7 separate regions of the Mus musculus genome follow, and regions 1, 2, 3, 4, 5 and 7 are each linked to region 6. The links are chromatin loops, found by intact Hi-C in ENCODE. Cell type or tissue: left cerebral cortex. All regions are shown on one strand. Region 1 overlaps Dab1 (disabled 1). Region 2 has its middle 4.0 kb from the start of Gm40216. Region 3 overlaps Dab1 (disabled 1). Region 4 overlaps Dab1 (disabled 1). Region 5 overlaps Dab1 (disabled 1). Region 6 overlaps Dab1 (disabled 1). Region 7 overlaps Dab1 (disabled 1).

What was found. Hi-C counts contacts between places; a loop is a spot of excess contacts. Peaks named below come from ENCODE experiments on the same cell type or tissue, not always from the same donor. Only the 100,000 strongest peaks of a DNase experiment are listed, where the experiment ranks them.
Region 1: it touches region 6 in a loop (4-fold over the local background); 3 of 42 quality-filtered maps call a loop at or near these places.
Region 2: a loop joins it to region 6, with 8 times the contacts of the local background. A loop is called at or near these places in 6 of 42 quality-filtered maps.
Region 3: it touches region 6 in a loop (2.1-fold over the local background); 2 of 42 quality-filtered maps call a loop at or near these places.
Region 4: it touches region 6 in a loop (2.3-fold over the local background); 2 of 42 quality-filtered maps call a loop at or near these places.
Region 5: a loop joins it to region 6, with 2.3 times the contacts of the local background. A loop is called at or near these places in 2 of 42 quality-filtered maps.
Region 7: it touches region 6 in a loop (4-fold over the local background); 3 of 42 quality-filtered maps call a loop at or near these places.

The regions. Positions count from the first base shown.
Region 1 is chr4:103,700,136-103,704,135 of GRCm38, forward strand. The region is part of intron 1 of Dab1 (disabled 1); the gene reads left to right. Among named protein-coding and RNA genes, the nearest start is that of Dab1, 83 kb to the left of the region's middle. In left cerebral cortex, a CTCF peak has its summit at 2,198 (motif pointing right); DNase peaks (open chromatin) are centred at 2,209 and 2,951.
Region 2 is chr4:104,892,046-104,896,045 of GRCm38, forward strand. It overlaps a transcript of Fyb2 not described here. Among named protein-coding and RNA genes, the nearest start is that of Gm40216, 4.0 kb to the left of the region's middle. In left cerebral cortex, a CTCF peak has its summit at 2,167 (motif pointing left); DNase peaks (open chromatin) are centred at 1,587, 2,161 and 2,450; H3K4me3 peaks cover 633 bases; H3K27ac peaks cover 1,421 bases.
Region 3 is chr4:104,185,788-104,189,787 of GRCm38, forward strand. All of the region lies in intron 3 of Dab1 (disabled 1), which reads left to right. Among named protein-coding and RNA genes, the nearest start is that of Gm36661, 160 kb to the left of the region's middle. In left cerebral cortex, no CTCF peak of the experiment used is centred here; no DNase peak of the experiment used is centred here.
Region 4 is chr4:104,648,120-104,652,119 of GRCm38, forward strand. The region is part of intron 7 of Dab1 (disabled 1); the gene reads left to right. Among named protein-coding and RNA genes, the nearest start is that of C8b, 120 kb to the right of the region's middle. In left cerebral cortex, no CTCF peak of the experiment used is centred here; DNase peaks (open chromatin) are centred at 2,422 and 3,819; H3K27ac peaks cover 1,243 bases.
Region 5 is chr4:104,107,609-104,111,608 of GRCm38, forward strand. All of the region lies in intron 2 of Dab1 (disabled 1), which reads left to right. Among named protein-coding and RNA genes, the nearest start is that of Gm36661, 82 kb to the left of the region's middle. In left cerebral cortex, a CTCF peak has its summit at 1,995; no DNase peak of the experiment used is centred here.
Region 6 is chr4:104,364,818-104,368,817 of GRCm38, forward strand. All of the region lies in intron 4 of Dab1 (disabled 1), which reads left to right. Among named protein-coding and RNA genes, the nearest start is that of Gm36661, 340 kb to the left of the region's middle. In left cerebral cortex, CTCF peaks have their summits at 2,223 (motif pointing left) and 3,826 (motif pointing left); DNase peaks (open chromatin) are centred at 1,884, 2,236, 2,715, 3,047 and 1 more place; H3K4me3 peaks cover 2,144 bases; H3K27ac peaks cover 2,283 bases.
Region 7 is chr4:103,689,469-103,693,468 of GRCm38, forward strand. The region is part of intron 1 of Dab1 (disabled 1); the gene reads left to right. Among named protein-coding and RNA genes, the nearest start is that of Dab1, 72 kb to the left of the region's middle. In left cerebral cortex, a CTCF peak has its summit at 2,473; a DNase peak (open chromatin) is centred at 2,433; H3K27ac peaks cover 217 bases.

The DNA of each region.
Region 1 (4,000 bases), 660 kb before region 6:
ATGTGCGTTTAATAAATATATCTCCAACATTTGTAGAGTCATTAATTAGCAATATAAAAATTATTTCAGGAGAGAACTGTTGTAATAGAGAGAGGTCATGGACTGAAAGGATACCAGCAATCATCACCCCCATGGTTTCTAAGTTCCTGCCACATTTGTTAGGGATCCCAACAATCAAAGATAACCTGCTCCAGGTGGCTAAGCTATCCCTCTGCAACTTGCCTTCCACCACAAGTCATTCTCTGTGCCAAGAACACCTTCAGTCCAAACTGTCTCCTTTTCTATCAAGTACCCACTAAGGAGGCATGATAACATTGGTGCCTGTGCCCTTTTGGGGGGATGTGGCTGGACCATGTCAAGCTCACAAAGGAGGAAGCTGCAGTGCCTTCTGGATGCACCAGGGCCTGCTGTCAATTGCTGTTTCCTCGTGCTGGCCTCAGCATGGCTTCTGAGAGCACAATGTACACAAAATTATAATGTTATCACGCAGGCTGGTGCCGAGCGAGGACAGCCGCTTAGGAAGACACACACTAGAGGCGGGAAGGCACAAAGGCCATTTTGAGTCCATAATAATGCATGCTTGTGTTCCTAGCAGAGGGGAGTTGGAATATAATTTCCATGAAGATCACATTATGGATTATGGCTTGAGAAAGCTTTGGCAAAGGACTGAGGGGAGTCTATTTTGCTTCCAGAGGGGGCATTTTGCTCTGTAGGGGTGGAGGGAAATGAGAGGAAAAAGAAGGCTGCCATTCTGTATTTTCTGACGTCTCTTTGGGTTGCTGTGGTGGTGATGTGTGCTGGCTTCCTGAGAGAATCTCAGTGTGACAGTGCTTCATTTGAACAGCGCAGACCCTGCTTGGCAGCCACAGCACACATCCGTCTGTCTCACCATCAGTTTTCAGATGTAGAGACAAAACTTCAAGGGAGATAAATGGCTGTGTTCACATAATACGTTACCCTATAACGTTTAGACTTCTCAGCTTAGCTGACTTTCCCCTCATCTATGCCCAGCATATCTCACTCTGGATTTCCATTTAATGTTTTCAGTCTAAACTCTTTCCATAGTGCACATGTGGCCCTTGGTTCATTAGATTTCTGAGCTCTGAACGTGAGAGCCTCACACACGTGTGCCTGCCTGTGTGCTGCCTCCTCTATGCCCATTGCTTTCTCTTTTACTCTTGCCTCTTGCAGAAAGACTTCTCTGGGCTCTCATGTCCCGGTTACCCTGTCTATATGACCTGAACCTACTATAGTTCTAGCATAGGGGCTGACATCATCCTATTGTCTGCCTTTCCAAATAGACCATGGTTCTGGGAGACGTGAATGTCCTGAGCTCTGTGACAAGTCTGCAAATGCATGGGGATGACATACATGGGGGAAATGTGGGGGACTACTACTCTTTAAGAACTCAGGTATGCTTAAACAATGTTCATATTGTAAGTGCCTAACAGTGATGTCACTTCACCTCAGCCCCCGCCCACTCTGAAACCACTTTTCCATTACCTTCAGTGACTCTTTCTTGGAGCACAGTGGCTTTGCCTACTTTGAGTCTCACTTTTCCCATGTGAAACATGGGAGAGGAGGTGCCAGGTGACAGGTGACAGGATTATGAATAACTGATTTTTTTTTTCTGAGACAGGGTTTCTCTGTGTAGCCCTGACTCACTTTGTAGACCAGGCTGGCCTAAAACTTAGAAATCTGCCTGCCTCTGCCTCCTGAGTGCTGGGATTAAAGGCATGTGCTACTGCTGCTTGGCTGAATGACTGAATAGTATAAGGCATAGATGGCAATAAAACCTTGGTGTGGCCACTACACAAAATGTTCTGAGATGTGACTGATGAATGGATGTCCTCTCGAAATGCCCTCGAGAGTGTGAGTTCAGAAGTGGAGTTCGGGAGCTTCTTGTCGTAGGGTCGTTGAGGAACCAGAGCCTGAGATTCTGTGCTGAGTACCTGCATGTGACAGGATCTTCTCTTGACACTCCTCTCAGGGGTCTCTTCCACTGCAGAGCCAGTCCTGCACCTGCCACTGCACCCTAACCTGTTGTAAGAACCTGGCCTGTGATGCTCCCAAGTTATTAGGTTACTGACAGGCACCTGCCAACCCACTCATCTGTGTTTAGCTTCCTGATGGGCAGCCGAAACACAGTTCCCTGATTCTGCTTCGTCCAGTGCTTCTTCTTAGGTTCTGCCAATAGGGGGTGCTAGAGGAAGACTGCATGGCTGAATGGAGGAAGGAGACACTTGCTCTGCTGATTAGCTTCCAGTAATAGCATAGAACAGGCCCCTAACTTCGGTGCTATTTATATTTGTAGTTCTGCCCTGTGACCTGTAGGATGTTTATAGAACCCCTGTTCCACACTCTCTAAACTCCAAAAGCAAACCCTTAGTTGTAAATGTTAATGCGCCCCTACACATTGTCAAATATCCTCCAGAGGGAAATATTGCCTCCAGCTACTGAACCGATGACCCAGGGTCGCTAAGTAGCTAGATTCACTTGGGAACCCTTGTCTGTGACAACAGTAACCTGCCATCCTCTTCTAGAACTCTTTCAGCTCTAGAGTTGGTATTTTTGAGTCAAGCAATGCTGACATGAACTGGCTGGCAGCTCTTCAGAGGTCTGCACCTGCCCACTGGGCCTCCTTAACTCACATACACCAACCCCAGATGCATGGTGTCCCTTCCCCAGTACTCACCTTGGACATCCGTGCTTTCATATCATATACCAATGGGGATCTTCTGACACAGCCCTGAGTTGTCTTTAGATGTGAGATGCTGTGTTGGGAATGCCTTAGCTTCTGCTTAGTCTTTCAGTTATGTAACTGATAATGTTATATTATTCTGCCTATGCACTGGTGTCTTGTAGAAGTCTAACATGTAGCACCCATTCTGTGGCTCTTTCTGGGTCTGCTAAGCAGGGACAGAAACTCTCCTTCAGAGTCACTCTCCTTTAGCCCAACCTACTTGGTACAGCTGTCACATGTATACTAGAACATCTGTTCCTCCTGCTCGATTGTAAGGTCGCACATACAAGAGCCATATAGCATTTAGTTTTGCATTTTTGACACAGTGGGAATAAGTGAGTGAGTGAATGAATGAACAGATGAGTGTGTGAATGGATGGATGAATGAACAAATGGATGAATGAATGAATGAAAAACTACATGACCCTTTTAAGTCTAATTGTGTAGTCTGATTTCCTTTTCTCCTTGCTGGGATTGCTGTCTCAGTGAAATGAGGGACTTTGAGAGCTGAGCCTACAGAGGCAGCTGGGATATAGAATTTAACTATGCTGAAGAAGTGGCAATGTGTAGAAGTTCTGCGGGCAAGTCCTGTGGTTCTAACATAAGGGATGGCATTGCAGATCTCCGCTGGGGGAGAAAAGAGTCCCTGACATGTTAGAAGAGAGACCAGGAGTGGAGCCACCCAGGAGGTGCTGTGCACTGTGAAACCTGACAGGAGGGGTGAACCCAGAGAGCAAGGCTCCCACGGTGCTGACAGTTCTATTCTGTAAGAAGCCGATTCTTTTTGTGGAGGAAGATGAATACGCCTTGCTATAGACAATGGATACCAAGGGGAGGTGAGAAGAGGGAAGAATGGGGGCTTAACAATCATCCACAGTTACAGGTTGAATGGTTCAGCTTCGTTTTCTGGCTAATTATCAGTGAGTTTTTCAGATTTTGATGCATTTTTTAAAGATGTGAAAGCTAATAAAGAAAGTGTCTATTTGCCTTTTAATCAGACTTGTGCATGAGAGCCAATATCAATGTGTAGAATTCAGCTGGGTTCTCTTGTAGTCGGGGAGTAAGAGTCCATTATAGTCCTTAAAAGAAAGAAGAGACAGCAGCCAGAGTGACCCGCTCTCCCCTTCTGTGAGATACAGATAATGATACCAACTCCCCTTTATGTTCCAAGGCTTTTTGGAAAATCAAATAAGATGAAGGGTGTGGACATACTTTGCAAGTCATTAAGTGCCTGTCAGACACATCTTCTTTCAGCAAA
Region 2 (4,000 bases), 530 kb after region 6:
CTAGAACTTCACAACTAGAACGTGCCAGCACCACCCTGGCCACGGTTCCCTGTAGCTCAGCCTTCCGGAGCACAGAGAAGGCCTAAGGAAGGCAGGAAGGCGGGGGAGGAAGTTGAGAACAAGCTGCTGAGGTGAATATGATGTCAGAGGATGGAACATGGTCACATAGCAATCACATGGACAACTAAGAGCCAGAAGAGTGGTGCGGTCAGCCCACTCTGTGACATGTGTGCTGCTCCTGCCTACTCAGTAAAACATGTGCTGCTCCTGTGTGGAACCTCATAGCAAACCTTGCGTGATGGCCTTCCTGTCCACCTAGCCCCCTTTCCTTCATTCTGGACCGCTGCCTTGACACCCTTGACCTCTGGACATTTGCAACATGTCTGCCAACCACGCCTAGCGCTTCTTACCTCCAAGTTCCTTTGATTCTAGCTTGTTTAGTCTATCTGGGCCTCTGTGACAGAATGCCACAGACTAGACGACTTACCGAAGAAAACCTTTCTTCCCCACCATTCTAGAGACCAAGCAATCAAGGCACAGGTAGGCATGGGTCTGAGCAGAAATCACTTTCTACGTCACAGCCAGCTGGCTTCTTGCTGTTGTCATGGGGGACAGGAGGTGGACATCAGTTGGATCCAGGATGGCTCTGACCTTATCAAAGGTCTCCTTCCAAACACAAGCACACTGAGGATTAGGCCCAATATAAGGATTCGAGGTGGACAGACATTGAGGTTGGTCTAGCGGCTCATCTTCCTCGGTCCATGTGGTCTGCTTCCCACAAGGCCAAGGGAAGTACCTCCTGCTAGTCCATGCGGCTGGGTGAGAGATCGCTGTAGGCTCTCGTTCCCACTGTCTTGACCTTTCTTCACCATTCATCTAAATTCTAACACCTCTAACAGCAGGCCTCCTTTAGAGCCAAGGGATTTAGGAGTTGAGCCTCATGCCCAGATGGGTCCACCGTCACCCACCCATTTAGGACTTCAAAGCAAAGTCTGAGTGCCTAAACCACAGACTCAGAATCTGTGAAAATACAGAGGTCCAACGTATTTGTAACTGTATTTAGGAAAATGCAAGTCCTTTTCCAGGAAGACAGTGGGTATTTGTTGACTACCTGTGATGGCCACACAAAAACATACACAGACACGGATACACACAGACACAGATACACACACAGACACACACACACACAGACACACACAGATATACACAAACACACACACACAGATACACACAGACACGGATACACACAGACACACACAGACACAGATACACACACACACAGAGAGACACACACACACACACAGACACAGATACACACACACACAGATATACACACACACACAGATACACACACACACACACACCACTTAGCTCATCTCATATTTATGCCCAATCTGTGAGAGAGCTGCTATGAGCAGCCTGAAGATCATTTGCCCAAAATCTCAGTTTCATTGCCGCAGAAAGGCAAGGTTCCAATTCTTTTTGCAGTGCTTCCCTTACTGCATGGCTTTGCAGCAGACCTTATGCCGGGGATTTCCTTGTAGAACTGTCCTCTTGTCCTTGATTCTGGGCCCCTAACTTGACCCCTAGGGTCCTGGGAGTCTGTTACATGTCTGCAATCCACCCTTCCCCCAGGCTTCATGCTTCAAATCTCTCTGTTCCTCAGAGGCTGCTTGCACCCTGTGTCCAGAAAATGCCACAGACGGTGTTTTGTCCACGGCGCCCTGTTACATCATTACCTCTACCTAGCAAGGGCACAGCTTGTCCAAGTGACTGGAGAGAGGACAGGGGAACTTTGAAGACAATGGTGCCTTACGTTATAGCAAGCACTCTCCTAAGCATCTGATTTGGGTTTTAAAGACACATTTACACAGGAGAACAGTCTTTTGGTTCGGTTGCCTCCAATTTTCTGTCATCTGAATCATAGCCAAGGAATAAATTGAATCTTTTTCTAACATAGAATATATTACTCTTGAAATAGTAGGAAATGTTGATAATTGCCTTTTATTGGACTCACAAATAATTTATAAGTTGGTCCGATTTAAAAAAAAAAAAAAGTATTATAGTCTTATTTCTTTGGTTTCTTCCTTGAGGCAAGTATCAGCCTCTAAAAATAGAACCCGTGTAGAGATGGGCCTAGCGCTCCCCCTGGTGGTCACTATTTAGGATTGCAGGCTCCATAAATGGACCTGAAGCTGTAGGCTACATTTGAATAATTCCTTTTCCCCTAAGTACACAGAAAGATTTGATTTATTCTTCCCAGCCATGTCTGCATTACAGAGTACTTCTCCTTAGAAAGTCTATCTGCTTTGAGCGTAAGTAAATGATCTATTCCTCATATACATTATCAGGCTGAACGTCTCGGAGGTAGTAAGAGCTTTCCTGGTTCTATCAAATGTCAGGAAAGCTGGGAGTTTCTTCTTTGCTTTAGAAAATACGGAGGAGTGAAATGCAAGCTGGCTGTCAGAGAATCACAGGGACAAGATATTGAAGGGATGACTCGTGACTGTGTGCGCGGAGAGAGTGCAGTGGAGAGATGGACGGGAGTCTCAGAACCGTGGGTCAGAGGCAGGATCCTGGGACGCCCTCCACTGCAATAGCAGATACACACACTGCCTTTCTCTGGAGAGACTGTGATGCCCTGCCTTCCTTGCAGGTAACTAGAGACCCAAGTAGCAGTTCCAGACAGTGGGCTGAAAAGCTAGCTGCGGCACTTCCTGGCCTAACCCTCAAGCACCTGGTGACGGCTCCCACTGTCTCTGTGTTCACACAAATGCCAACGGAATATTCCAAGATATCACAGGAGCAAAGTGGAGTCATCTCTTGTTTGAAAAGTATTTCTTTTCATTTTTTGAGATTATGTTACAATTGATATCATTCTCTCCACATCTTCGTCCCTCCAAACCCTCCCCTATACCCTTCCTTGCTCTCTTTCAAATTCACAGTATCTTTTTTTTATTAATTATCATCTTCTACAAGCAGACACAAATATACATACATATACACGTTTATATATTTATATGAATGTACATATACATATACATAAATGCATAAATGCAGTCTGTAAATGCTTCTTGTATATATGTTTTCAGGGCTGGCCATTTGGAATTGCATGACCAATCCATGTGTTCTTCCCTGGGGAAGACAGTTTCTTCCTCTCTCAGCACTGCTTAGTTGCCTCTGGTTCTTCCTTTCAGGCTGAGGCCTCTCTCTTCCTCCTGTCCACTTTGCCATGCCTACTGTTGTCCTTTCTCAGCTCGTGCTTAGGCAACTGTGTTGCTGAGACTTCGTGGCTGTGGTTTCTGATATTCCTGGAAGACACAATATCACAGCAAACTCCCTATCCCCCTGGCTCTTCTAGTCTTTTGGTTCCCTCTTCCTCAGTGATCTCTGAGCCTTGGGTGTGGGAGTTATGTCATAGATGTATTCATTGGGACTAGGTCCCACAACAGTATGCTTTGATTGGTTGTGGTTTTCTGTAATGTTCTCTATTTATTGAAAGAGAAGTTTCCTTGATGAGAGATGAAAGCTACACTCATCTGTGAATAGAAGGACCAACATTATAACGTAGTTAAGAATTATGCTAGTTTAGTAAAATAGCAGTTAAAGGCTTTCCTCCAAGATCCATGACTTCACTAGCCCTGGGTAGTTGGTTAGGTTTTTAGTACTGTACACAATTTCCTTCTTGTTGAATACATCTTAAGTCCAATTAGAGTGTTCCTGGTGACCACCTAGTTACGCATTACCACTACCACACTCTTAGAGACAGCAAACCATGGTGGTGGTTGCTGTGGTTCATAAATGTCATAGCTGGGTAAGACTGTTGGTTTACTCCATCCTTAGAAGCTTGCATGGCAGCTTCCGGTGCCAGGAAAGTTAGTCCTCAGGGAGGACTAACTCAGCTCAAGACTCTTTCAGCACTAGGTCTGAAATGCATGGTGGTTTTAGCAATAGAGACTTACTATCTTCCACCTCTGGGGGTGCAATGAAGAGCAGTAGC
Region 3 (4,000 bases), 180 kb before region 6:
TAAAGAACACAAGATGGCAGCGGTCATCTTCATGCCAAAGAGAAAGACCTCAGAAGAAACCAGGCCGTTTGACATTTTGGTCCTGAGGTGGACTACCTACCAACTTTCAGAAAATACACTTCTGTGCCCAAACCACATGGTCTATCGTCTTTCTTCATGGAAGAAATAGCAAACACATGTAATGTGTCTCAAACCTTTTCTCCCTTTCTTCCTTAGTCTGCCTGAGCCCCTGCACAGTCCTCCCTTGACACCTGTCACTCATGTCTCTGTCCTCCCCACTTCCATAGAGCATTAGCGCATGCGTGCAGACTTGTTCTGTTTCTCTCATTAATGTAAGGAGTCGAGTGCCTCAGCCAGGGGTCACATGGAATGCACATCAGTTTATAAATATTGATACTGGCAGGGCACAAATAGCTCCTGGCCATTTATAAGAAATATATGTGTTTCTGGCATATTCTCTATAATCTTTCCTTAAATAAGCTCAGAATTTCTACAATAGTTGACAGCAAATGTGCCACTTTCGTGCCACGTACTAGAGAGTAGGGAACTGTTTCTAAGGATTGTAAGTGCATCTGAGATTTAATTACTTATATAATTTTATGTATTTTTATACATTTATGCCTTTAATCAAAGATTTGAAATTTGAAAGAACTGTAAGAACTCAGCGAACACAGAAAACTGCCAAGGAGCCAAGTAAGGGGAGATCAACTAGACTGCTAATTAAGTTAATATGCGTTCAGTGCTGGGAATGTGCCGAGTCCAGGCTATGCACAGTGTTAGTGGGAGATTTAATTATTGCTTTGAGAGAAAAGTAGAACTCTCCAAAGCACAAAGATTCTTGGAAAATATTGAACATAGATAGTAAAAGCTGGAAATGAGAAGAATCAAACTTTGGAAACTGCTTTGATAAAAATGTCAAGTGAAATAGAAAATAAAACTCTAACATGTGGAAAACAAGTTAGAAATGAAGGTTTGAAATGTGAGTCATAACAGGAGATGTTCACAGTGAGTAACACAGACCCTACAGTGCTCAGCAGCATATACACGCACACACACACAAACTGCACACTTGTGCACGAAGGAGGGAAAGGGGAGGGGGGAAAAGGGGGAAGGGGAGGGGAGGGGGAGATGGAGGAGGAGAGGGAGGGGGAGGGAAGGAGGGAGCACGATCACCTCTCCGCACATGCACACACATAGATGCATAGGCATAAGTATGCACACATACAAGTGGTTATTACAAAGGTCACATATGCCCAAATCTTATGGTTTGTTTTTTTTTTTTTAATGCATCCTAATTTACCTGTTTCTCCCTCAGCAGAAAATGAGATTCCTAGAGAGAAAGCTTGTCTCACTTGTCACTTGCTCTGGTATTCTCTGGGTGTACTGCTTTGATACCAAGTGGCTGCTCAGTGAACAGGTGACAAATGCGACAATAAAAAGATCAACAGGGGATGATGGCTGCAGTCACAAATAAACAGGAAAGTGGGCAGGACCTCACTGGGATGCTCCCAGTGGCTGCCACATGTATAGCTGCATCTGAACTGTCCACTCCCTTGTGTCTCCTGATTGTGGCTTCCATCTGACCTCTAAAATGAATAGTTGGCGCGTGTGTGTCACACAACATACTGTACGAACGCACCTGTCAGTGTATTGACATTGAACTTAAAACATGCCTGAAGTGGTAGGCAAAGCCAGAGCTATTTTATCTCCTTGTACAATTAAGGAATCTCAAATTCAGAGAGATGGCTTCTTGCTCAAGGTCACGCACAGTGTACATTAGGCAGATTTGGGACCTAGTCCCAAATTATCTCTATCAGGCATACTTTCATGTCACCATTGGCTTCGGAACAGAGGAGATTACAAATATATGCGAGTCATAAAAGCCTTGCCCTGGAGCAAACAGGTGAATGTGGGTCATTCAGTTTCATATCAAAATATCCAAGACGCTTGGCTGCAGAAGAACCTTTGGCCCAGTCAAAGCTTGAAAACTAAGAACAAGGATGCCAAGGCCAGGAGGAAGATAAGCTCAAGGGAGCAAGCAGTCAGTGGTGAATTCCTCTGACCACTACTTCTTGTTCTACTGAGGCCCTTAACAGCTTTGGGTAATTTCCATGCGCACTGGGTCTAGTCATCTACTTTACTGAGCCAACACATTAGCCTCATCTGGAAATACCTTTGTTTCAGTTTGAATGTGAACTGTCCTTCATAGGCTCCTGTGTCAGAATACTTAGCCCCCATTTGGAAGTGCTGTTTGGAAAAAATGCAGCATGTTGCCTCCCTATGGGCCAGAATGTTGCCCACTGTGGGAGAAAATGGGTCACTGGGCACAGGCCCTGAGGTTTTATAGCTCAGCCCCATTTTCTCTTAGCTTTCTGCTTCTCAATTGCATACGTCATGTGATCTGAAGCCTTCTGTTCCTGCTTCAGTGCCACCTTAGCCATGAAAGGCGAGATCACCTTTTAGCTGTAAACCAAAATAAGCCGTCTTCTTTAAGTTGCTTCTTGTCAGATAGTTGATCATAGCAATGAAAAAAAATCAACGAATGCATGTAACCTTTAAGGACCTACAGAGGGGTGTTTAACCTAGGCACCTAGGCCAGCCGAGTTCAAACGAAGATTATCTCACAGGATGTGGGAGTGTTTATGTTCCCTCAAAAGTTATATGCTGGACATAAACTATAAAGAAAAAAAGAAAAAGAAGATTGATATGTTGAAATTTTAATCTCCTAAGGCAAAGTCATTTGAAAGCTGTTACATCACAAGAGTGAAGGACACATGAATAGGTTCAGTGCCTTCATAGAAGAAGATCAGAGAGATGCCTGACCCTCAACCCAGCAAGGAGACAACAAAAGATGGGCACCTGTAAATAGGAAGCCTACATTTAGTTGACACCTAAGCTGGCCACGCCTGGATCTTAGGGTTCTCTGCATGCACCACTGTTGTTGGTAAGCATCCACTAAGAAACATTAATGCAAAGGGCACTTTTCACACTGACTGCTCCCCCTGCATGACTCTGTTTGGGGCAGTTTCCCTCACTGCCATGCCCTGGTACTAATAAGCTTGTAGTTACGTCTCTGGAGTTTGGAGGCCTTCATATCTACAGTTATCTTCAGGCTTACATATTTTAACCACCACTACCCTCTTCTATGGTGAGGATGCCCATTCACTAATAATAGGTGCAGAAATTTCAGCTAACCAGAGCTTATGATCCATAAAACACAGCTAGCAAAGGCAAATATGTCTCAGCTCTCATATTTAAGGGCGCAGGAAAAGGGGGCTCCAGTCACTTCTTCCTTAGAAACCTTCACTGGTTCCTTGCTACTCCACACATACAACCTTCTGAACACTGCCCCGGGAAGTGCTTGCCCAGAACACACCCAGCATAGAGCTCTCACTGCTTTAAGGCAATGGGGGCAGGAACTAGGATACTGAGCTTCACATAAAGTTAAATAGTCTATTTTCAACTCCTATACTTCCTTCTAAATATTTAGCATACTACATTTGGTGTTTAATGTCACTTTTTTCAGAGGATTATCATGCTGAAAGACAGTGTTTCTGTAAGTTCCCCTTCTTAGGAAAATGATCCCCCTGAAGCAGCCTTTTGGTTTGGTTATATTTTTTAAACTGTTGATGAGATTCAGAAAGAGAGGTTTTCATTCTGGGCTGAACTGACTAAAACCATGGGAGCTGTAAGTTCTCCTCTGGCACCCTCCCCCCTAACCTCTGAGTTCTCTGTCTCCTCCAGTCCAGCAGCCCTGGCTTGTTCTCTTCATCACCCCAGCCCCTCTACACTAGATAATATTTATGCTTACCCTGTAGATTCCTCTTCCTGGATGCCATGTTTTCACCCTTCACATATACCTTGAAGATGCAGAATTTGTACCTCTCTCTGCTTTTCAAGGCAGAGCTGATCCTTTCTCCCCTGGATGCTGACCAATCTGCACTGTCACATTACCATGAGACCTTGGCTCCACAGGGGCCCCATGACTCTTTTCTTTAAG
Region 4 (4,000 bases), 280 kb after region 6:
CACTCAAGTCTTTCAGAGGTCACGTGATTCCATCATCATCCCCAGAGGCTGGGCCTGGAGCTTCAAACTTTAACATTTGACCAAATGAATTTTATCCTTGCTTTGGCCTGATGTTTTCTTGCTACGCTCCAATTCTTCCTTTTGTGAGTGGGAAAATGTATTCTTACAATTGTGTATTAGAAGTAAGTAGTCCTCTATTTTAGTGTTCTAGGGTTCCTAGTTAAGAGATTGCTTTGAATCTCCGACGAGATATTGGACTTTTGAACAAGTCTATGCCTGTTTAAAGACTGGGGATTCTCAAAGTCAGAATGCATGTATTTCCCACCATGAGATGGCCAAGGCCATAGTGGACAGAGGGTGACGTGTTGTGCTTTAGAAGTGAAATGTCTCCCACAGTTCAGTTTCTGGACACTTACTTGGCCACCTGCTGTTTGGGGGTGTGTTGTGGAACCTTTACGGTGGAGCCTTACTAGAGGAAGTGTGTCACTTGGGATGGACCTTAAGGTTTGTAAGTCCCCACTTCCTGTTCACTATCTGCTTCCTGACTACAGGCATGTGTAGTGTAATGTGGTGCAGTGTAATGTGGTGCAGTGTAATGTGGTGCAGTGTAATGTGGTGCAGTGTAATGTGTAATGTGGTGCAGTGTAATGTGGTGCAGTGTAATGTGGTGCAGTGTAATGTGGTGCAGTGTAATGATGTGTTGTGTAATGTGGTGCAGTGTAATGTGGTGTAGTGTAATGTGGTGCAGTGTAATGTGGTGCAGTGTAATGTGGTGTAGTGTAATGTGGTGCAGTGTAATGTGGTGCAGTGTAATGTGGTGTAGTGTAATGTGGTGCAGTGTAATGTGGTGCAGTGTAATGTGGTGCAGTGTAATGTGGTACAGTGTAATGTGGTGCAGTGTAATGTGGTGTAGTGTAATGTGGTGCAGTGTAATGTGCTGTAGTGTAATGTGGTGCAGTGTAATGTGGTGTAGTGTAATGTGGTGCAGTGTAATGTGGTGTTGTGTAGCATGAGGAACTGCCTCCAGTTTCTGCTCTGTCTTCCCTATCAGAGCGAATGCTGCCTCCTCAAATTGTAAGGCAGAACAAGTCAGGACATTAAGAAAAATAATATACTTGATCACCACTCTTAAATTTGCTTCCCTTTCATCTTTCAACCTCCTGCCCTCCATTTCCTCATGGCTTATCCTGTCAGCCCTCCTCTGGATCATCCTCTTGCCATGTGGCCCTTTTGTAACACCTTCTGGGCTCATTGAAATCTATTCTTCAACTATCAAGCACCAGACATCTCCTTACTAGACAGTCACCACATGGAACTAGGCTCTGAGATCAAATCTGTAGATGTTCTAGTCTGCAGTATAAAATTAAACTGTAGTCCATGTAACCTATGCAAATTCTGTCATGTTATTTATAATATATAATACCATGAGAATGTTGTAGAAATAGATGTTACAATGCATTGTTTCAGGACTAAGACAAAAAAAAAATCTATACTGTTGGAGATGGATTTTGGTCCTGTTAGTTGAACCCATTGGTGTGGAAGTCCTGTTGTGCTTTCCTTTTGCACTTTGGGACAAATCCCAAAGCACTTGAGGTGGTGTGCAGAGTGCTGGGGCCCTGGCACCTGTCTGCCTCCAGTCTCAGCTTAATCCTGAACTTCACTGTTAAGTCCACTCCCCGCCCCCAGCCACCCACCCCCTGCTGATCATTTATTTTAATATCTTACCCACTAACTAATGTGAACATTTAGCTCTTTGCTCCCATGACTCCATGCCCAGCAAAGAGAGGCTGAGAATAACTAAAAATAGTGCCACTTGGTCCATTTTCTCTAGAAAGACCCAGTGTGGGGTGTCTGAAAGCCAATCATCACAATGATGGCCCCCATCTCCTCTCTGTGTGTTCTGCCACCTCAAGGCCTGAGATGCCTCCTCCTTTTAGCCTCTGTCAGCTTCCTGGGCTGAAACTTCCTTGACCTTGGCACCAACCAAAAATAACTGAGCCCAGTTTCTAGGAGGCACCAAGTGCCTTCTGGCCTCGTATAGCACGTGCAATTGGAAATCTACATCTCCAGAGAAATGAACTATTCAAGAGATGAAAACATCTTTTCGATTTAGAATAGGCGACAGAGAAGCCCTGAACTCTGCATCCTCATGATACCCTATACTTTGTGTCATCGACCTCCACTGGAAGCAGGAAAAGCTATGAAAAGAGAAAGCAGGCTTGACGGTGAAAATGGCTGGGCAGGCGCTGGCGGCAAGAAAAATCCACATGCTGTAATTATAGATTTTTTGTTTGTTTTAAATCCTGGTGCTCAATCTGTGAGCTCAGTTTAATAATAAAATACTAGAATTATGCATGCAAGTGCAAATTTGGTATCATGTCAGTCAAGCCCAAACACTATTTACGGGATGGAATCATTACAGTGCATTAATATAATGAAGAGGCAGTGTGGCCCGGTTCTGTACGATCTTCAAGCATTACCGCAAGATGCTTGTTGGAGCCCTCCTCAGGAGTTTGAGTTTGAGCCATCTTTATATCACATGGGCTTTGTTGTTGAAAGAACACAGTTCTTATCCTGCTTTTACCAATGTATGTAGCAACTGCTGCTGCTGACTTCAAGGAGGACAGGAGAGAGGAATAGCTGAAGCTGGGTATCCATTACTGAAGCCAAGGCCCTCCATCCACTCCTGTATGCAGCATCCTGCTCCTGCCAAGCTCATGCCTCATTGGCACTGCATTGGCTCTGTGTGCTGCTGCTACAAAAAAATGAGGAGCTCACTGAAAGCATAGGCTCTTGTTTGTCTCTGACTTAGGTGGCAGTATAGCATAGTGACTCATTTAATGTCATTAGTTTTGTTTGTTTTGCTTTTGAGATAAAGTATTACTAGGTAGCCCAAGCTGGCCTGGAACTTCCTATGTGTCCAGGCTTGCTTCAGGCTCAGTCCTCTGGCCTCACTGTAACGTTTGACCTCGGTGATAAACTTGGTAGGCTCTCGAATCACCTTGGAAACAAGCCTTGAGGATGTTTGTAAGGGGTTGTCTAGATGGAGTTGCTGGGTGGCCTAGTGAGGTAGGAGGGACCATCTTCACTGTAGATGGGATTGTGCCATGACTAGGGGTCCTAGACTAAATGAAAAGGAGCAAGGGATCTGGGCGCAAGCATTCAGCATTTTCTGCCTCCTGACTGAACTGCAGTGGGACCAGCTGGACTCCCCTCTTATGGCACACTTTCTTCATTATGAAAGCATGTGTTCCCTAGAACTGTAAGCCAGAACAAACCCTTCCTTCTTTCCTTAAATTGCTTTCTGTCTGCTGTTTCACCCTAGTCCTAGGCTCAGAAATGTGCACTGTGGTGAAGGTCTTGCCATTGCAATTTTAAGCAAAATATCTCAAACCATACAACCAAGAATCAACTCTAGCCATATTACATAGCATCTTGGTGTTTTTATGCTGCTAATTCGCTTTTCTGTACCTCTGTTTCCTTCTCTGTAAGCTATGTTAATTTGATAGTACCAATGCTTAGCTTGTAGAGTATGGACTAAGTAAATAGAGCCCTAGAAATGCTCCTGGCTCAGAGGAAGTGCCCCATGGATGCTTCCTGCAGTCCTTCTCTCTGCCCCACCCCCTCGCCCCCAGTCCCTAGGATCGTATTGTGTTAAGATACTGTGACTAAGCAGTGTGTGAAATGCGCAGAAGCAGCAACAAGCAGCACAGCTCTGATCCAACAGTACACATTGCTCATCTGAACCCATAGTTTTCTTTTTATGACAGTGGCTGTGCCAAAATCCAGGCCTCTCCTTTGTTGGAAGTTGAGCCTGCTCAGAGACGATTGGACCTGGTTCAGAATAGCTATCGAGAGAGACAAAGAGGTTTGCACATCAAGGACCAAAGTCAAGCCTTTGCGAATGTGCAAAACCGAGAATTGATGCAGAAGTCATTATTAACTCACACATTTAACAGGATGTTTGCCTTTCAACAAAGGGTGACTAATTAATGTAGCA
Region 5 (4,000 bases), 260 kb before region 6:
GGTGACAAATGTTTTCTGGGAGCTTCCTTGCCCTGGCTGATCTTCAGCCTTCATTTCAACATGGCTGGAGCAGAAAAACAGGCAGAGTTGGAGACAAAATAAAAATCAGACCTGAAAATCACTGTTTCTCCCTGACTATGGAATACTATTTGCTGAAGGAGATTGAAACCCATGGTGGTGCCTGCTTCACTCCCTGCCATTTTAGCGAACTTTTAGAGGCTGGCAATCAGAGAAGCAAATCAGCAGTCTTCCCAGATGAACTCTGGGACAGCAGAGGCAGAAGGAGCAATGGGCCTGCCCCCTGCACGCTGTAGCCACAGCCAGCTAATTGGGGACACCACATATCTGCAAGCAGGAACAGGGCTGAAAATGAGGAAGTAAGGGACAAGGACTCAGGGCAAATCAACTGCTTTTGTGAGAAGAACCTCTCCTTCCTGACCTTCTGCCTGTCCAAGTGTGTGAGAGAGGCTTTGTACTGACTGGGTCAGGAGACGAGGCCTCTGCTGGCTTCCCAGCCCAGGGCATCCTTCTTGAAGGAGAAAGTTGTTTCTCTGGATTGGAAGCAGTCACAGAGGTTGCTAAGCATAAACAGATGCCATACTCTGGAGAAGCAACCACGCTGTTACATGTCAGGAAACTGCAGATGACCACTCACTACCAAAAATACAGGTCTAGCCGGTACTTTTGCTAAATGACAGAAAAAATGTCCTAAGAGATTGGTTCTCAACCTGTGGGTCCTAACCCCTTTGGGGTCAAATGACCCTTTCACAGGAATCACCTAAGACTAAAAGAAAATATAGATATCTATATTATGATTCATAACGTTAGCAACATTACTGTTACAAGTAAACAACAAAAATAATTTTTATGTCTGGGCATGGTGGCACATGCCTTTAATCTCAGAACTTGGGAGGCTGATGCAGGCAGATCTCTGTGAATTTGAGGCCAGCCTGGTCTACAATGCCAGAAGCTTGGCTAAGACTGTGATGTCTATGATCAGTGCCAAAATCTCATCTAGAACACCGTGGAGAAGCATTGATGGCTTCTGTAGATTGCAGACAGTTGAGCACAATAGTATATTCAAAATCTTTGGGATGCATTTCTCTTTGATCCTTTGGCATAGGAAGTTAGTTGTTAGTGTTTTTTTCATCCGAGCAGGAGAGAGGATGGCATTAGTCAATGGTTGAGTTGGGCTGAGTACCTTAGATGGAGCCTTTTACTGTGCTCCATCACTTTCTAGATGCCCAGTACTCACACACGAGTGCTCAAGCTTCTTGCTAGAAGGGAGGGTATCAAAGATGCTGCACACTGTATCCCACTGGGAGGGTGATATACTCACCAAGATCCTTCTTACCTCTTACACAGGGATGAACAGTTGGCTCTTTGTTCTCATTCCTTCCTAACCAATAGACACTTTGTAGTGAAAACACCACATGGAGACGTTTGAAGCCCAGTCATGAGGAGATCTGTTTACTGTGTCCTTAAGCCTTTAAGGACATGGAGAGGGTACTAGACACATGTGTGATACATATGTGCTAGTCATGAGTCACTGGAAGAAGCTTGGAAGCCCCCCTCTCTTTGGAATTATGTTTTATTCATAGAAAGAAGCTAGAGTGTATACTTACTTTTAGCATGCTTAGCCTAAGTACCTTTCTGTGCATGATAGTGTGGTTATGCCTTGCTTTGACATTGTGCTGGCTTTTTACCTTTCATTAACTTTCTTGTGTGCCCACATTCTGCCTCTGGCTTTATCCCTTGCCAGCTGTGTTGGTACAGAACACAGTGCACAAGCACTCTGCTATTTCCTGATTTGCTAGAAGTAGAAATTAACCTAACTGTTTCATAGGGCTCTGGTGAGAAGTCAATGGACTAGTGTTGCTGAAACACTAGGAAGCTATTTTCTGCATGCCAAGTGATAATTATACTATAGTGTTTGGTTCTTTTTATTTGACCCACCTTTTCCTTTGAAACCCAATTCAGGGTTGGATGCAGTTTGCTTCTCTGTCCATTAGAAGGCGTTATGTTCAAAGATATTGCCCTACTACCTCCAGACAGTGGTATTTGTGGTAGGTGTATTCTCCTGTGGTAAGACTCCGGAAAATTACTGGACTATTTTACTGCCTTCCTGAAAACCCCTTCTGTTTTAAACACCATAGGGCACAACTGTCCACCTGTGACTTGGTAGAAAGAGACCGAGTAGAAAGAGAGGGTGGCTCCAGGTCAGAAGTACAGAGCTGTGGGGGTTTTGAGCAGGTGAAAAGTTGACTGGAAAATTGTACCATCAATATGAGCAGACAGGCTAATGAAGGCCTGCAATCTGAAGGTGCCTATCTGTCTTACTCCTCTGCCTTCACAGGAGACAGCATATGCTAATCAGGATGCCCCTAGACTAGACCAGGGCAAGCTGTGGAGGAGGCTACATTTAAATTTGGTGGGAATTTTCTCAACTTTGATCAAATGATGTCCTTTCAGCCTTTCAAATCTCTATGGACAAAGCACAAAGGCTAGGTACAAAGAGAACTTAAATGGAATTGGTCAGATCATGAAAGAAAAAGAAAGAAAGAGAACTTGAATAATATAGTTAAAGTAAGTGTAAGCATATGTTGAAGTATCACAGTGAAACCTCTCTTTTTATAGAATTAATATATGCCATTCAAAATAAATAGTACATGCTGGGCATGGTGGTACACACCTGTAATTCTAGCACTCAGGAGGCGGGTGGATCTTTCTCTCTGAGTTCAAAGCCAGCATAGTCTATATAGTAAGTTCCAGGGAATCCAGGGGAATGTAGTGTGAACAAAACATATATTTTGTTCATAAAGAATAATACTTGACTATTGAGAACCTCCAGAGAGGACACCTCTGACTTTTTCTCTAGATCAGGGCAATAAAGTCAACAAGAGATAATTCAATTCCCCCTGGCTACTCTCTATCTCTATGCTCTTTTCCATCCCATATTCTCAGAGCACGAGAGTGCTCACCTGTGCATCTGTGTAGTGGACCACACACATGTGACTGCTTTGAGAACTGGAGGGATTCTGGGTAACAGAGCTGACAGTGACTGCAGAGCTAGCGCGTTCAGTCAGTGTCATTCCGCAAGTCCTCTTAGTTTGGGCTCATTTGTTACGAGTCGAGGCAATCAGCTGAGATGTGTCATTCTTTTTCCATTCTGAGACGTCTGAAGACTATGACCCTAACTTGAGGGATCATCAAAGCTTTTTTGAACCAAGGGAAACCTCAGAGAAGCTTTTAGATCCAAATCCTGCATTTTACAGTGGAAAAGGGAATTCAAGTCAAAGAGGCGTTTGTCCTAGGTCATGTGGAATGGTGACAGTTCTGATGGCCTTCACATCCATCTTACATTTAAGCATAGAGAAAAGAGCCTTGTAGTGTACTCCCCTACCTCTAGCGCCCTATCCTATTAGACCCTGGGAATGGCCTCCCTCATTAGCTCATCAGGATTCGTGAAGAAGTCACATGAGAATATGGAGGAGGTTTTGTTATGGCCTCAACTCACCTCGCTCTTGCTTATGATTACCCCTACGTCATCCCTGCCCCCCTTCTCTGAGGTTTTAAAACAGTTTTATGTACATGGATGTTTGCCTATATCCTGGCTAGTTTTATGTCAACTTGACACAAGCTAGAGTCATTTGGGAAGGGACACTTCTAAATTGGGAAAAGAAAAAAAAAAAAAACCGCTCAGTGATTTATGTAGGAAGAAGGTGTGGACAGTGCCACCCCTGAGCAGTGGTCCTGGGAGCTGTAAAAGACCAGGCTGAGTGAGGCATGAGTATCAAGTCGGTAAGCAGCACCCCTCCATGGTTTCTACTCAGTTCCTGCTCTATGTTCCTGCCTTGACTTCTCCTCACATTAAACTGTGATCTGCTTGGGACTTGTGATATGAAATAAACCCTTTACTCCCCACATTGCTTTTAGTCATGGTGGTTTTTGTTTTTGTTTTTGTTCTCACAGCAACAGAAATCCTGACTAGGAAGCCTCC
Region 6 (4,000 bases):
CCAATTTGTGTTACTTATGCTATGTCTCTGTCATAAATGGACAGAGCTTTTAACATAGACCTTGATGGACAGAAGAAACCCCGCCAAAATGTGGCGAATCAAAATGAACTACTTGGACGTATTTTGGGAAGAGAACCAATGTCTACTGGGTTGTGCTTCTGCCTGCTACCCCATTTAGGGCTCATTGCAATCTCGTGAGTGAAGTGTTTACCACCAGAGAAGCACAGAGAGATGGCCTGCCAGAGGCAAAGAAGGCCAACAGATTTCCAAGTCCATATTGTAAAGGTTGTATGAGAAATACCTCAAACTACTCAGAATGGATTAAGTAATATATACAGCCTCTGCTATTCTTATTATCTTGCTGCTTCTCAGATTACATGATGAAAGCACATTTATTGATTTTTTTCTTTATGCCATACTTAATACAAATCACATTGGTATTTTCAAAATAACAGCAGTAAAGCCCCACACCTTATCTTTCAGATGAGCTATTTCTTGACATTTAGCTGAGTGGCAAAATATCCCTTTAAATTTGGTTCAGTTTAACCAGGAAGGCCCTGAGGCCCATAGTGGGCAGCTTGTGCCTATACATCATACTTTCTTCCAGGCTGGAGATAGGAACAGCTGTGTCTTGTTGCCCCCATTGGATTTCATGGGAATTTGCCCAGTTTCCACGGTAGACTTTGTCCAACACTGACTAGAGATAGTTTTACGTTCTTATACATTGTATGGCTTGGCAAACTGAGTTTGCCAGTTCCCTCTGGTGTCTGTAGTGGCAAAGTCAGGTGAAGACAGGAGGCAGGAGACAGCTACAGGTCAGACCTCAGACATGAACTCTTAAAAGGCATGTATGTGGATGTTTCAAAGCTGTCCCTAAATCGGGGAAGTTTAGATTTTGTTGTGGTAGAGTCTGTAAAAAGTCAGATTTACTCGAGCTTACCTAAGGTCTGGCATTTACTAGCCTGTAGAAATGACTAACACTCAACTATACTCTCACTTATTTCCTCTGCGAGGTCTAAAATTTCTCTTTTCTTGGTATTGAGTTCAGACTCCAGGGACTTCTCTTTGTAAACAATGGAAGTAAAAATGTTTTCTTGATCACAGCTGAGTCGTTCCAGCCAATCTCAACTTCACACTGGGTGTAGAACCTGGTGCCCAACTCCTCCCACTTTCCAGAACTTTTGTAAAAGTTGGAGAGAAATCCGGTGGAGGTTCCCTGGTCCCACCTTTAGACTGACAGCCACCCAGAGGTAGACAGAAACCATCAAGAATGGAACCTCTCTGCCAAGTTGTGGGAAATTTCTTCCGATCAGCCCTTCTCAGTAGATTTCATCCTGCCTATGACCTCAGGACTTTTTTTTTTTCTTGTCTCTATGTAAATTGCTATCTTTTCAGAGGTGCCTGACAGCCAAGTTTTGCAGGGCCTCCATTTGTACAGAGCTGTTATTATGGGATAAGTGTAATGGCTCGTGAATTTTGTGGAGGAAGGGAGGGTCTCCAGATGACTTTGTACAAACCAGCCACGGACCTACTGACTCCACAAGCAGTGCATTAGGCTAAATATTTTTAGCCCATTGACTCTAGAGGTAATAACCCTAAATGCATCATTAAATTTTCATGGGTGAATAACAGAAGCTACAAGAAAAAATCCCCCTCCCCAAGAAAAGCCCCCAAAACAAGCCACCGCTTTAGCTTTATTATCGCTCAGCTGGAGGGCAGGAGTGTGACCCCTCAAAAGAAGAGTAAACTTAAAGCAAGTATTTGGTTCTCTTCCTTTGCTCTCAGGCACCAGGCTCCCAGAGACAGGCAGTAGGTGATTTTCACACTCCCCCTTCCCACCAAGCTTTCAAGCCTCTGGAGACATGCGTGCCACACTGGCGTTGACAAAGCCGAATCCAATCTCAAGGTGGAAGAATTTCCGACTAATCCAATTATTTTTTGCCACTCGGTGTTCCTGAGATCTTTTTGTAAGGTAGGACCCGAAGAGCCTTCTTCAGCACAACAGGTTCTAATTTACAGGAGGGTCTACTGCCCTGCATTCTAAGAATGGAGTAGGGAAAACAAGTTAACTGGGGCCTGCGTGCCCTCAGGGGCACAGGAGGCTGCCTAGAGCGGATTGAAATAGTGACAAGTGCGGAACAACTTTGCCTGGGAAGCGGCAATAAAAGGCGGGCTGGAGCCGGCCTGGGCGGCTGGGAGAGGACGCCCCCTTCTGCCAAGGGGCTCGGGGCAAGAAGCTCGCGCGGCCTCCGCTTGGCTCTGCGCCCGTCTACTTGTGAGCATAGAGGCTTGGCTAAAAGCAGGCGCTGGAGAATCAGCAGAGTCCTAGAGGGGGCTGCAGCGGCTGCCTAGGAGCGTGGCGGGCTCCCAGCGCAACCCCCAACCCCACCCCCTGCGACGAACCGCAGGGCGGGGACCCCAAGCTCTTCGCTCCGATCGGTCTCTACTCCCGGGATGGGGGGCGAGCGAGGGGGCTGGAGGAGCGCGACCGCGAGCCGCGGCGCCCCCGCTCGCCTGCTCGTTGGCTCTTCCCCTTCGTCGGCGCCGCGGCGACTCCGCTGAGCTGTCGCTCGGAACGCGTTCCGGCGGCGAACAGAGCGCCCTGGCGGGAGAGGGAGCCGGCGAGGAAGGGCTTGGGACGCTCAGTGGCAGGTGAGCGGCGGGGCTGGCGCGGGGCGGGGGCCGCGGGAGGAGGCGGGTCTGCGCACCGCACGGGGGCTGGTCTCCTCCCCCTGCTCTGACGCGCGCCCGTCGCTTCCCGGGGAGGATGGACCCAGCTCGGCGCTCACCCGGGCTTCCCCGGGCTGGAGAGCGCGTTTGAGTGCGGCCGCCCGCAGGGCATGGAGAGCCGTGTCCCGGGCGGCTGCGGCAGCCAAGGAGGATGCTCCGGGGGAGCCGAGGTGAGAGGCGCGGCGGGGGGCACGCGGGGGACCCCGAGTTGAGCGGGCGCAGGTGGCCCGCGGGGACACCCGGCTTCCGCGAGCCCGGGTAGCTCGGCTGGGGCCCGCGAGCCCGGGTACGGAGGAAGGCTTTCGGGGCGCTTCTCTAGGGAGTTTGGCGCGAGGTGCCGTGCACTAGCGAGTGCCGCAGTTTTCTATCATCTCCCACCACTTGCTTGGGAAGCTACCCTGCGTCTCCTTTCCGGTTGGTCCCCACTTCCTTCGTCCTACTTCTGAACACTCGGGATCCTCTCTTTAGGCTTGCCTACCCGAGACCCCCTGTGTTCTCCTGCGGCTCTAGCCACCCAAGGCTGCCTTCTCCCACTCTAGAACCTGCGGAGTTCTCCCTAAGCTTCCTCCCTGTCTTGCTGGTGCTACCCGCGGGTCGGACCTCTTCCCCACTCCGCGGAACCTGCACTTCCCTACATCACAGCAGCGCTTTGGCTCTGCCTCGACCACTCCATTAACTGGACCCATCCCAATCAAGCCAACCCTTTCCGCAGACACCGGCGCTGGACCGAAACCTTTCTTCGGGTCCTGCGACCAGGTGTTCCCCGTCGCGCTCCCTCCACTATTCAGTCCTCAGGCCCTTGGTCACCCGCCACTCCCCTCGCATCCGGCCCTCTTCTACCATAACTCTGTACCCTACTCTCTCGAACGCAAGATAAGGATTTTTCATGCTGGGGAAACTTTGATTCTTTATGGTTAGTCTTGTAAAGGAGCCCTACGATTCAGTCCAAGCCACCAAAGGAGCCTGGAGTCAGGGAGTCCTGATTTAGGGGTAGTTTTGTGTTAAGGCTCCCGGAAGGTACTTGGTGATTCTACAAAGTGTATTTCCACACCCTGCTGGTCACTGCTTCTGCTGTCTGCATCCCGCAGAGTATGCTTGTGACCCCTGGTGGGAGGGTGAGTCTTTACTGCACTTTTAAAGGCGCTTTTTCTTTCTTTCTCTATTTCTTTTGGGGTTGGTGTTAGTGGACTCGGCGGGGTGGGCAGAGAAAGCTGCTTTGCAAACTGGTGCGGCTAGGCTGCCACACGGTCTAGTAGTCCACCCTGCACGC
Region 7 (4,000 bases), 680 kb before region 6:
TGTGATATTTTTATACATGCACAGGCTACATAATGTTCAAATCAACAGCAGAATAAATCTCTCTCTCTGAAACATTTACTATTTTTTTACAGTAAAGCCATTCAAAATCCTTTCTTGAAGCTTTTTGATATAATACAGTACACTGTCATCAACTACGGGACTCCAACATGCAGTGGCCCTAGAACTTCCTCCTTTCTAACAGTAACAACACTCAAGATTGACTCCCCATCCCATGGTTAGCTTTAATTGTCATTTTAAATGTGAGGAAAGCCAACCAAGTTTACAGCCTAATCTGACTATTTTCAAGGCCAGACGTTTCGCTGTAAAAGATTCATATTCTCCCAGGAAAAAGTTTATTCCAGTGGTTGAGGATGGAATGTGTGAGAGTTTATGTACGTGATGGAAGGCATTTGTAGATGTTCATAAAATATAGATTAGACATGAAGATGTGAGAAGGAAGAAATGAGGTGGTACCAATCCTGTGGCGTCACTGAACCCATGTTACTGAACAGGAGCAGTCAAGGGCTGCTGAACAATTTAGAGAAATGAGAAAAATGGGCAAGAGACACAGTGTCCACGACCAAGGCTGTGCATACATCCATGTGCACATGTTTGCTTTCTATGCTTACAGTGATGAGGTGCTAAGAACTGAGCTTAAACAGAGATATTTACTGCCTTGCAGTGCTGGCATCTCAAAGTAGGATCAACGTGTCTACAGGGTTGGCTTCTGAGGGTCATGAGGGAGGCCCTCTTATAAGCCTCCCTTTAGTTACCTGTGTGTCATTGCTTGTGGCAGCATGTCTCCCAATCTTCACATGGTAAAAGTCCCTGTGTTCAAATTGCCTTCTCTAAGAAGGGTACCAGTCCTACTGGATTAGGACTTAGCGTGTGGCTTCAGTTTGACTTGATTACTCATGTTTCCTAATAGCAATGCTTTGATGGAGTGCAGCTTTGGACTTTAGAGGAGGAAGTGAGGATACGGTTCATCCCACAAACAAGGTGTGTGTGTGTGTGTGTGTGTGTGTGTGTGTGTGTGTGTGTGTGAGTATATGTATGTGCATGTTCATAGGTTTGTGTTTCTACTTGTAAGAGACAGAGATGAGGTAGACTTAGTTTCGGGAAGGATGGGAGTTAGTGGCTACTTCCAATAGCTTTCCAAAGTGGGAAGTGTTCGGAAAGGACAGAAGGGCTATTTCTTTAATTGGTAGGTGAGCCCTGGTATTCTGGGAAACAACTGCTTTTAGAATGCCCAAAGGATAGAGACTGTGTTGCCAGGGTTTATGGCTCCCTCAATCTGTGCTTCTGTTTCTAAACTCTGTCTGCACCTGATGTAGCCACGGATTTTCACAAAGCCCCTGGGAAGTGGACTTGTTTGTTTGTACCCATTTCACAGATTTAAAAGTAGATACTCAACCATTCTCCCTTTATACAGTGGATTTGGGACTCTTATAAAAGTTCTGATATTTTGTGGTGTGTGTCTGCCCTTCATTTCTGGAGTGAGTATAGGCTGTTTTGTGGCATGGCTGTCATTTTCAGTTTGCTTATGTGGGAATGGTTGTATGTACTTTCCAGGGCCACTGAAATAGAGGAATTAATAAAAGCAGAAATGCACCTCATGGGTCAGTTTTCTTCTTCAGAGTCTCCTTACAGCTAAAGTGCACCAGGCCTGGTAGCAAGGACAGCTGTTGCTAAGGGAACATATGACTCTGCCCCACCTGCCCCACAAACATGTGACTATTAAGTCAGTTATATTGTCACATCCGACTAGCTTTGCTTTTCAATCACCTCATCCTGCACTGGTATTCAACAAAATCTAATGTGGCCTTGAGTAGCCTAGAACCCATTCTATAGCCAATGCTTAGGCTGGGCTCCGGATCCCCTTGCTTCCAGCTCTCAGATGCTGGGGTTTCAGGCATCTGCCACCATGCCTAGTTTCAATAAGACTTTTCCCTTGCACAGGAACACAGAAAGCAGCTGACAGACACCTTTCAAGTGCAGAGGGCTCAGAGCCACCTACCTGGGCTACTGTACTACTTCCCTTCCAGGCATATGACTCAGGCTGATTACTGCTATCTTTGCCCCTCAGTTCCCTCTGTGAATTAGGGTGACTGACAACAACTCTAACATCACTTGTTTCTTTTGTCAGAGCAGTCCCTGTTGCCTGTCTTCCATATTGGATTTGAAGAGACATATTTGAGACTCGTTTTTATACCACCTTCAGCAAAGCTTGTCCTACTTATAAACTCTTTTGTTAGATACTCTACCATCTGGTTCTTACATATATTCTAGTAAAGTCAGGTTTACTTCACTCAAGTAAGGAAGTGTCTGTATTAAACAGCCTTGTGTAAGGCAGTGGGATGCTAAATGTCAGGGTAGGATGCTATAGAAGTACCAGTTCTCAAGTCCCAGAGCTGGAATGCTAAGGACTGGGCTGAGGCCTTCCTGGTAAGTGCAGGCTCTGTCTGGAGGGGGCGACTGCTACACAGCTCTTGCAGAAATCCTTGCAGCAAGTGAAATGCTGGCCTGGTATAGTTAGGCCTTGTTATTTCACGGGAAGCCAGAAATTCGCCATTCTTTCAGAAGTGCTTGCATTTTTAACTTGGTGGGGTTTATTTTGTTTTGTTTGGTCCTGGTGTAGAACATGTAACCACATGGTGGATTTCACTGAGCCACTGCCTACCAGAATACACCAGGGAACAGAATGCTATGATTTGGTATTGGCTTGGGGATGACCCAGGGCAGAGATTGAAATGTTTTTCTAATTTATTTTCTCTACAGTAGTGAGGGCCATATTGATCTTCCTGGCGCAATAGTGAATAGTGAAATATACATATACATACATATATACATATATCTTATCATAAGAGAACTTTAATTTTTAAAAGGCAAAGATTTGAATAGCTGTTCTACCGAAAGAAGAATACAGGTAGTAAACACATAAAAAGAGCTATGACATCACTTATGATTAGGGAAATGCAAGTTAAAACTGCACTGCAGTTCACTCCACAATGCATATGTACATGTTGGAAAGGATAGGAAGAAACTGGAGTTTACAACATATATAATTCTTTCAACTATTTTAATGAAAGCATAAGATTGTATAAACAGTTTGGAAAACCAGTTTCTTACAAACTTAAATATAAGTTTATCAGTAGCCCAGCAAGTTTGCTTATAAGTATCTATCATCTATCTATCTATCTATCTATCTATCTATCTATCTATCTATCTATCTATCTATCTATCTATCCGTCCATCAGAGGCTTCCGTGAAGATGTGAGAGATATTATATAAAGAATCATAGTAACTAGACAGAGTTCAGATGATCATGTGTCAATGCAAAGATACACAAAATATAGTATTTTTGTCTCATCAAAGAGCAATCAACCTAGGAGAAGGCCGGACCATGGGTGAGCCTGAAAACTACTCTACTTAGTAAAGTGAAGCCCATGTGTAACATATCATACTATCGAGTTCTCCTTGTAAGAACATCCAGAAAAGCAACTCTGCAGAGGCAGTAAGCAACAAAGTGAGTGGCTGGCACTGGGCATGGAGACTGGATTGACCTAGGTGTCATAAGAGATCTGCTTTGATCTAAAGCTATCCTCATCAACAGTCACAGCATAATTGCATGGCGCTATGAATTTACTAAAGAGCTTGGAATTACATTTAAATCTGCGAATTGGATACTATGTGGACTATGCTTTGGTAAGGGTTAAAACAAAGCAAGTCAAGCCTTGCATACAACAAGTACTGAGTAAATTCAATGTTTTAGCTTCTTCCACAAAGCAGAGTGAAGGGAAATTGCATTACAGCAAAAGAATCAAGCCCTGGGGGGCTGGAGAGATGGCTCAGTGGTTAAGAGCTCTGACTGCTCTTCCAGAAGTCCTGAGTTCAATTCCCAGCAATCACATGGTGGCTCACAACTATCTGTAATGGAATATGATGTCCTCTTCTGGTGTGTGTGAAGACAACTATAGTGTATTCATATAAACATAATAAA